Regions from separate parts of the Homo sapiens genome. Here region 2 is linked to region 1. Evidence: chromatin contacts called from ENCODE Hi-C or POLR2A ChIA-PET data. All regions are on one chromosome and are shown on one strand. Each heading gives the region's core, a stretch centred on a gene start or an enhancer-like site at or near the end of the contact. The rest is flanking DNA. Distances are from core to core; before and after follow the strand shown.

Evidence for each region. A loop is a pair of places that touch in the nucleus more often than their neighbours do. ChIA-PET counts read pairs that join two places held with the same protein, here RNA polymerase II (POLR2A).
Region 2: POLR2A ChIA-PET joins it to region 1 with 35 read pairs in HepG2. The contact joins two enhancer-like sites. A Hi-C loop is called at or near these places in 1 of 168 maps with a recorded cell type or tissue (endothelial cell of hepatic sinusoid). POLR2A ChIA-PET finds 5 or more read pairs at or near these places in 11 of 52 experiments (AG04450, Caco-2, HEK293 and 7 more).

Annotation. Positions count from the first base shown.
Region 1 is chr17:80,453,516-80,456,215 of GRCh38, forward strand. No RefSeq gene overlaps it. Among named protein-coding and RNA genes, the nearest start is that of NPTX1, 22 kb to the right of the region's middle. RefSeq lists an enhancer at 902-1,731 and silencers at 939-1,148, 1,409-1,668. Within about 2 kb of position 1,381, at least 39 of the 41 ENCODE cell types and tissues checked have a DNase peak (open chromatin) inside an H3K27ac peak, as active enhancers do.
Region 2 is chr17:80,500,198-80,502,897 of GRCh38, forward strand. No RefSeq gene overlaps it. Among named protein-coding and RNA genes, the nearest start is that of NPTX1, 25 kb to the left of the region's middle. Within about 2 kb of position 1,359, at least 3 of the 41 ENCODE cell types and tissues checked have a DNase peak (open chromatin) inside an H3K27ac peak, as active enhancers do.

The DNA.
Region 1 (2,700 bases), core at 131-2,630:
CATCTTCACCCATTCCTGAGGAAGGAGAGAGGAAAAAAAGACCTCTCATACACCCCCTCAGTCTAGTGTTTACTGAGCACACACTGTGATCTGGATAAGAGAGAAACTCTGCCGTCTTGGTGCTTTCAGACAATACACATCAAATTACATTATCAACGATGCTGGATGGCGCTAAGAGCCGGGGAGGGAAAGCAAGGGAGTACAGGCCACAGACCGTCCTGGACTTCGAGTTTGACTTACATTTTGGCTTTGCCATGGTACAAACGCCATACACATTCAGTATACTCCTCCGCTTACAGATGGGGTTACATCCGGATAAACCTACCGTAAATTGCCTTACAATGCTTTAACCTATGATGGGTTGATGGGGAATCTAACCCCATATGACAGGAGCATCTGTATAGGAAGGGGGCACGGTTTTCAACAGGTGGTCGCCTCACTAAGTGGGAGTCACAGGGTTTCAGGGGAGGAGCGTTCCAGGCCGCGGTAACAGCAGGTGCAAAGGCCCTGAGGCAGGACGGGGCAGGGAGGTCCAGAGTCCACCGCGCAGAGACCCGGGAGGCCGGCAGGCACGGTGAGGACCTTGACTTAAACCCAGGAAAGGGGAACCACACTGGGGCATGACCTCCTGTACTTTCCGAGATCGCTCTGGCTCCTGTGTTGAGGAGACTCAGGAGGGGAAGGTGGAAGCGGGGAGACCCAGCTGAGACGCTACTACAGTCATCTCGGCGGGAAAAGACGGCTCGGAGCAGGGTGGTGGCAGAGGTGGGAGAAGAGGTCAGGTCTGGGGAAATTTCGAAGGCACAGCCAACAGGATGTACTGCCGGGCTGGATGCGGGGTGTTAGGGGTCAGGGAGGCCGCCAAGGCTCTGCCTGAGAACTGGGGAGGGCCAGGGGCACCATTTACGGAGCTGGGGAACAGCAGGAGCTCGTTTTGTTAGCAGGTGCGAGGCGCCGGGCATTTAAAGGCGGCCTGACGGGACCGGCCGAGGCGGAAGAACGGACAGGGCCCTGCGGGACCGCGCTCGGATCCGCCTCCTCCCTGACCTCGGCGTCCCCGGCTACTGCCTCCAGAGCCGCTTCGGGGCCGACCCCGGGGACTCTTCCCGCCTGCGGCCTCGCGCCAGCCCGGCCGGCTCGCCTAGTGCCCGGCGCCCAGAAACGCGTGGAGCTGGGAGAGGCCACACAACCCACGCCGGAAGCCTAACCCCGTCGGCCCCCGCGGCCGGCACCGGCCGGAAGCCCGCGAAGCCTAACTCTCGCGAGACGCCTCCTGAGTCCCGCCTCTCCGCGGTTCCGCCAGTCGCCGCGCTCCTGTCTGCGTTGCTGTGGCAGCCCCGCCGTGCGTCCGCGTTCCCGGAGCCAGCGCGGCGGCGCGCCTGTGCTCGGGGCTTGGCCGTAGCTTTTCCTCAGGTCCCGCGCGGCGCGCCCCTGTGTCGCAGGCGCCCTGCCGCTGCCCGCAGCTTTTGGGGGGTTCGGGGGCGGGGGAAGCAGGGCCGCAGAAGGCCCAATCGGAGCCTTCTGACACCCGCCCCGGCCCGCCGCCCTCCCGGAGCTTCCGTCCCCGCCGCCTGGCTCCTTACTGACACGCGCGCCGCCCCCGGTCGCCCGTTTTCCCTGGGCTCCGGCCTCCTCTCGCTTCCAGCCCTGGCCTGAGGTCCTGAGGGCTCCCTGGAGGGGGCGGCTTCCCAGCACCCAGCGTTTAACAGGGCCCTTTCGGCCTCCCTGTCCCCCAAGCTCAGAGTTGGGGTCTGCAGCAGGGGAAAGAAGGAGGGAGACTGGGCAGCTCAAGTTCCCCAGACCGCACCTATCAGACGGAGGGCGGCCCGCTCCCGTCAGAGCCCGACCTCGGCGGACAGGGGAGGGGATGGGTTGAGAAGCGGGAGAAGGCCACTAGCTGGAAACTCCCTGACGACAGGGACACCGTTCTCGCCCCAGCCCCAGCGCTCGGCCTCCGCAGAGCCGGCCCAACGAAGGAAGAATGAAAATATGAACGTGACATGATGTGGGCTTGAGAGGCCGCCTTGTTCTTTGGATTCACCCAGAAACCTGACTGAAAGGAAAGTTACTGCAACTGGGGAAAAGCACAGTTGGCTGGAGAATTTGGTTTAAAAATAAATAAGTTTTAAATTACGTAACTAACACGTGCTTGGTGTAGAAAATTTGGAAAACATATGAAAGTACGGTATAAAAATCCTCGATCCCACTGCCACATAGAACCACTATTAACATGTCAGAATCGTTTCTTCGGGTGTTTTTTTTTCTTAATGCATTTATATTGCATATACATTTTTTCTCTAACAATATATTGATGTGCCCCAGTCCCCCACAGACCCTAATGTATGAATGGGAATGGAGGCGTCTGAAATGTGACTCACAAAGAGTTCTCTTTCCTCCCTAACACCCCATCCCTGCCTCACCCCTTCAGCGCATTCACAGCAGCACTGGGACTCCGGACTCAGACAAATGTGCACTGAGCTGGCTGGTGCTCTCATAGCCTCTGGCCCCAGAGCTCCACCTTCCCCTGCAGAGGGGGTCCCGGGAGTGTCCTCAAGTGCTCCATGCCCCATGTTCCTTTCCATGGCACCAAATTCTTCTGACCTCCTTCTAGGTGAGGGGTGAGGGGGTGAGGTAGGGGGTTGGGGAAGAGTGTCCCCATGAGGCCTGAGGGGCCTGCTAGTGCAGGGGAGGAAGGGAAGT
Region 2 (2,700 bases), core at 109-2,608, 47 kb after region 1:
CCATGCTGACCCCGCAACCTTCCCCGAGGTCTGAGGACACCACGCTCCCTTCCTGCCGGCAGGTTGTAATTGGGTTTCACACGGGGCCTTCTGGCGCTGACCTACATGTTCCGGTCCGTGCCTCCTTGGTTTCTGAGTGTGTGCCCCTGATGGTTCTGGAACCTCTGGGCGTGGGCCTCCTTCCCTCCCCGCCTCATCAGCTGCTCTGATTCCACCGGGCAAGGTCAGGCTGGCAAGGAAGGAATTGGAGCTGCAGTCTGGGCGCCAGGCCCAGAGTGTGCTTCCCAGGGGCTGCCTGTGGGGAGGCTCCCGATCTGCCCACTCCCGAAATAAGAAGGGGCGCCCAGAGAGGAGGAGACTCTGGATGCGTGGTCAGCAGGCACCGGCTGCCATCCCCAGGAGAGTCATTGCCTGTGAGGACGTTGACCCTGGTAGGACCCGCCTCTCTGAAGCTGTCTCGGGTGTGAGTGAGGAGGAACGGGGTCTCTGGGGACTGAGCCCTCATCTCCAGTGCAAAATGCAGAGGCATGGGAGGGAATCAAATGAAACAGTGTGTGTGGAACAGAAGGCGCCAAATGGGAATGTCCCCCTGCCTGTCCATCTCCCTCCCTCCCCCGCCTCCTTATTTGCAGACGGAGGGACTGGATATCCTGGCAGAGCGTCTTCCGTGATGCGTAACCTCCCAGGAGATGCATGTTCTGGGGTTCCCCACTTACAGTTGAGAATACAGAGGCTAAGAAGGGTGAAGGGACTGCCTCCGGGTCCCAAGGCTGTTCCAAGTGATCTAGGACTCAGCTTTGGTCCTCCTGCCCTCAGCACCCTTGGTCATCACCTCCACTCGGTGTGCAGGAGGCTCCTGCTGTAGGTGCCCAGATGTTCGGCAGCTTTGTACTTAGAAATTTCGAGGGGGCGGTCGGGCGCTGTGTCTCACGCCTGTAATCCCAGCACTTTGGGAGGCCGAGGCAGGTGGATCACAAGGTCAGGAGATCGAGACCATCCTGGTTAACACAGTGAAACCCCGTCTCTACTAAAGATACAAAAAAATAGCCGGGTGTGGTGGTGGGCGCCTGTAGTCCCAGCTACTCGGGAGGCTGAGGCAGGAGAATGGTGTGAACCCGGGAGGCGGAGCTTGCAGCTAGCCGAGATCACGCACTGCACTCCAGCCTGGGTGACAGAGCAAGACTCCCTCTCAAAAAAAAAACAAACACACAGAAATTTCGAGGGGGCAGAGGGTGTCCTAACCTTGTCCCTCAGCAGGTCTTCACCCTGGCACCTTCACCAGACACCCGCCATGGCTCTCGGCTCAGCGGGTAGCTGAGTGTGTTCTCTTTGGGTTCTGACAGGTTCCAGCTTGTTTTTTGAGACCTTGTCAGCGTGGGGCCTGCCGGGAAGCAGGTGCTTGTCTTTAATGGGATGCCTTATCCTGGGCTCCACAGGCTGCACGGGGCGTTGTTCAGGTGACTCCTACACGCCGAGGCGTCTCTAGAGGAGGAGCCTCAAAAGGACTAGCAGGGGGTGCAGATAACTTTGTTTTTAAAATGAAGCCAAAGCTTTCACCACATCTCAGAGACAGAGTGACCCGAATGTGGAGGTTTGGCTGGAACCAGGCAGGTACCATCCACTACGGCTCCCACCTCTCCTGCTCGGAATCCCCCGCTGCCCTCCCCCAGGCCCTGGTCTCTGATTTCAGACTCGCCTCTGCTCTGTTTCACGTCTCCTGCAAGCAGACAAGCATGAAGCCTGCCCTCCGAGGCTGCATGAATAATAGAACTGAAATCATCCCTAGTTAAAAATAGATACTCTTCTTAATAAATATTTTACATACTGTCTTTAGGATATACAGGTCCCCTGGCTGAAGACTTAAAGCAAACCCTGTTATCGAAACCAAAAGATGTAGGAAAGGCTCTGCCCGGGCTCTGCCAGTGTGTTCCTGCACCACGGCTCTTGCCTCAAAGCCACCCACTCTGCGGTGACGTCCGACGCAGACAGCGCACACACGGATTACGTTGGAACTCATAGCCAGGAGCGGCTTGGGAATTCTTGGGTGTATTAGTCACTTGTGAATTTTATGGAGGCAAATCAATTATAAAGTGCCCCTTGGTTAGTGAGGCTTGGAGTTCAGAAAACCCAAAAGCAGGTTCTTACGTTACTGCTGCGAGGCAAGGCCTTCACCGTGAATGGAAGCTGGGGTGTCTGGGGGCAGCTGTGTGGAGGAAGAGAAAATTCTGGGCAGAAGCAGTTGGAGTTTAAAGTGCTGGCCCATTTCTGAAAACTTTGCAAACTTTGCAAAAACTTTGGATCGGACGTCACTGCAGAGTGGGTGGCTTTGAGGCAAACAGAGCAATCTTGAAGGTCTCCATTAATGAAGGCATGGCGTGGTCTGGATGCAGCAAATGCATTTGAATGATCTGCAGGAAGGCCTCGTAGCCTTGCTCCCCCCACCCATGTGCTTCCCCAGGAAGACAGGGGCAGCTAGGAAATGCTGGGGCCTGCCCAGTGTGCAGACCGCTTCCAGGTGACCCCACGCTGCATGGCCCAAGGCAAAGGCTGGAGCGTCCTTATTTAACAGGAGAGGAAAGTGGATACTGGAAGGGCAGAGCGTGCTGGGGCTGGAACAGACAAGCCCCAGGCTGGAGGGCCCATGTCTCACTCCCTCTGCCCCACACCTCAGCTGGTCTGCCTATGTGGTATTCTTGAACT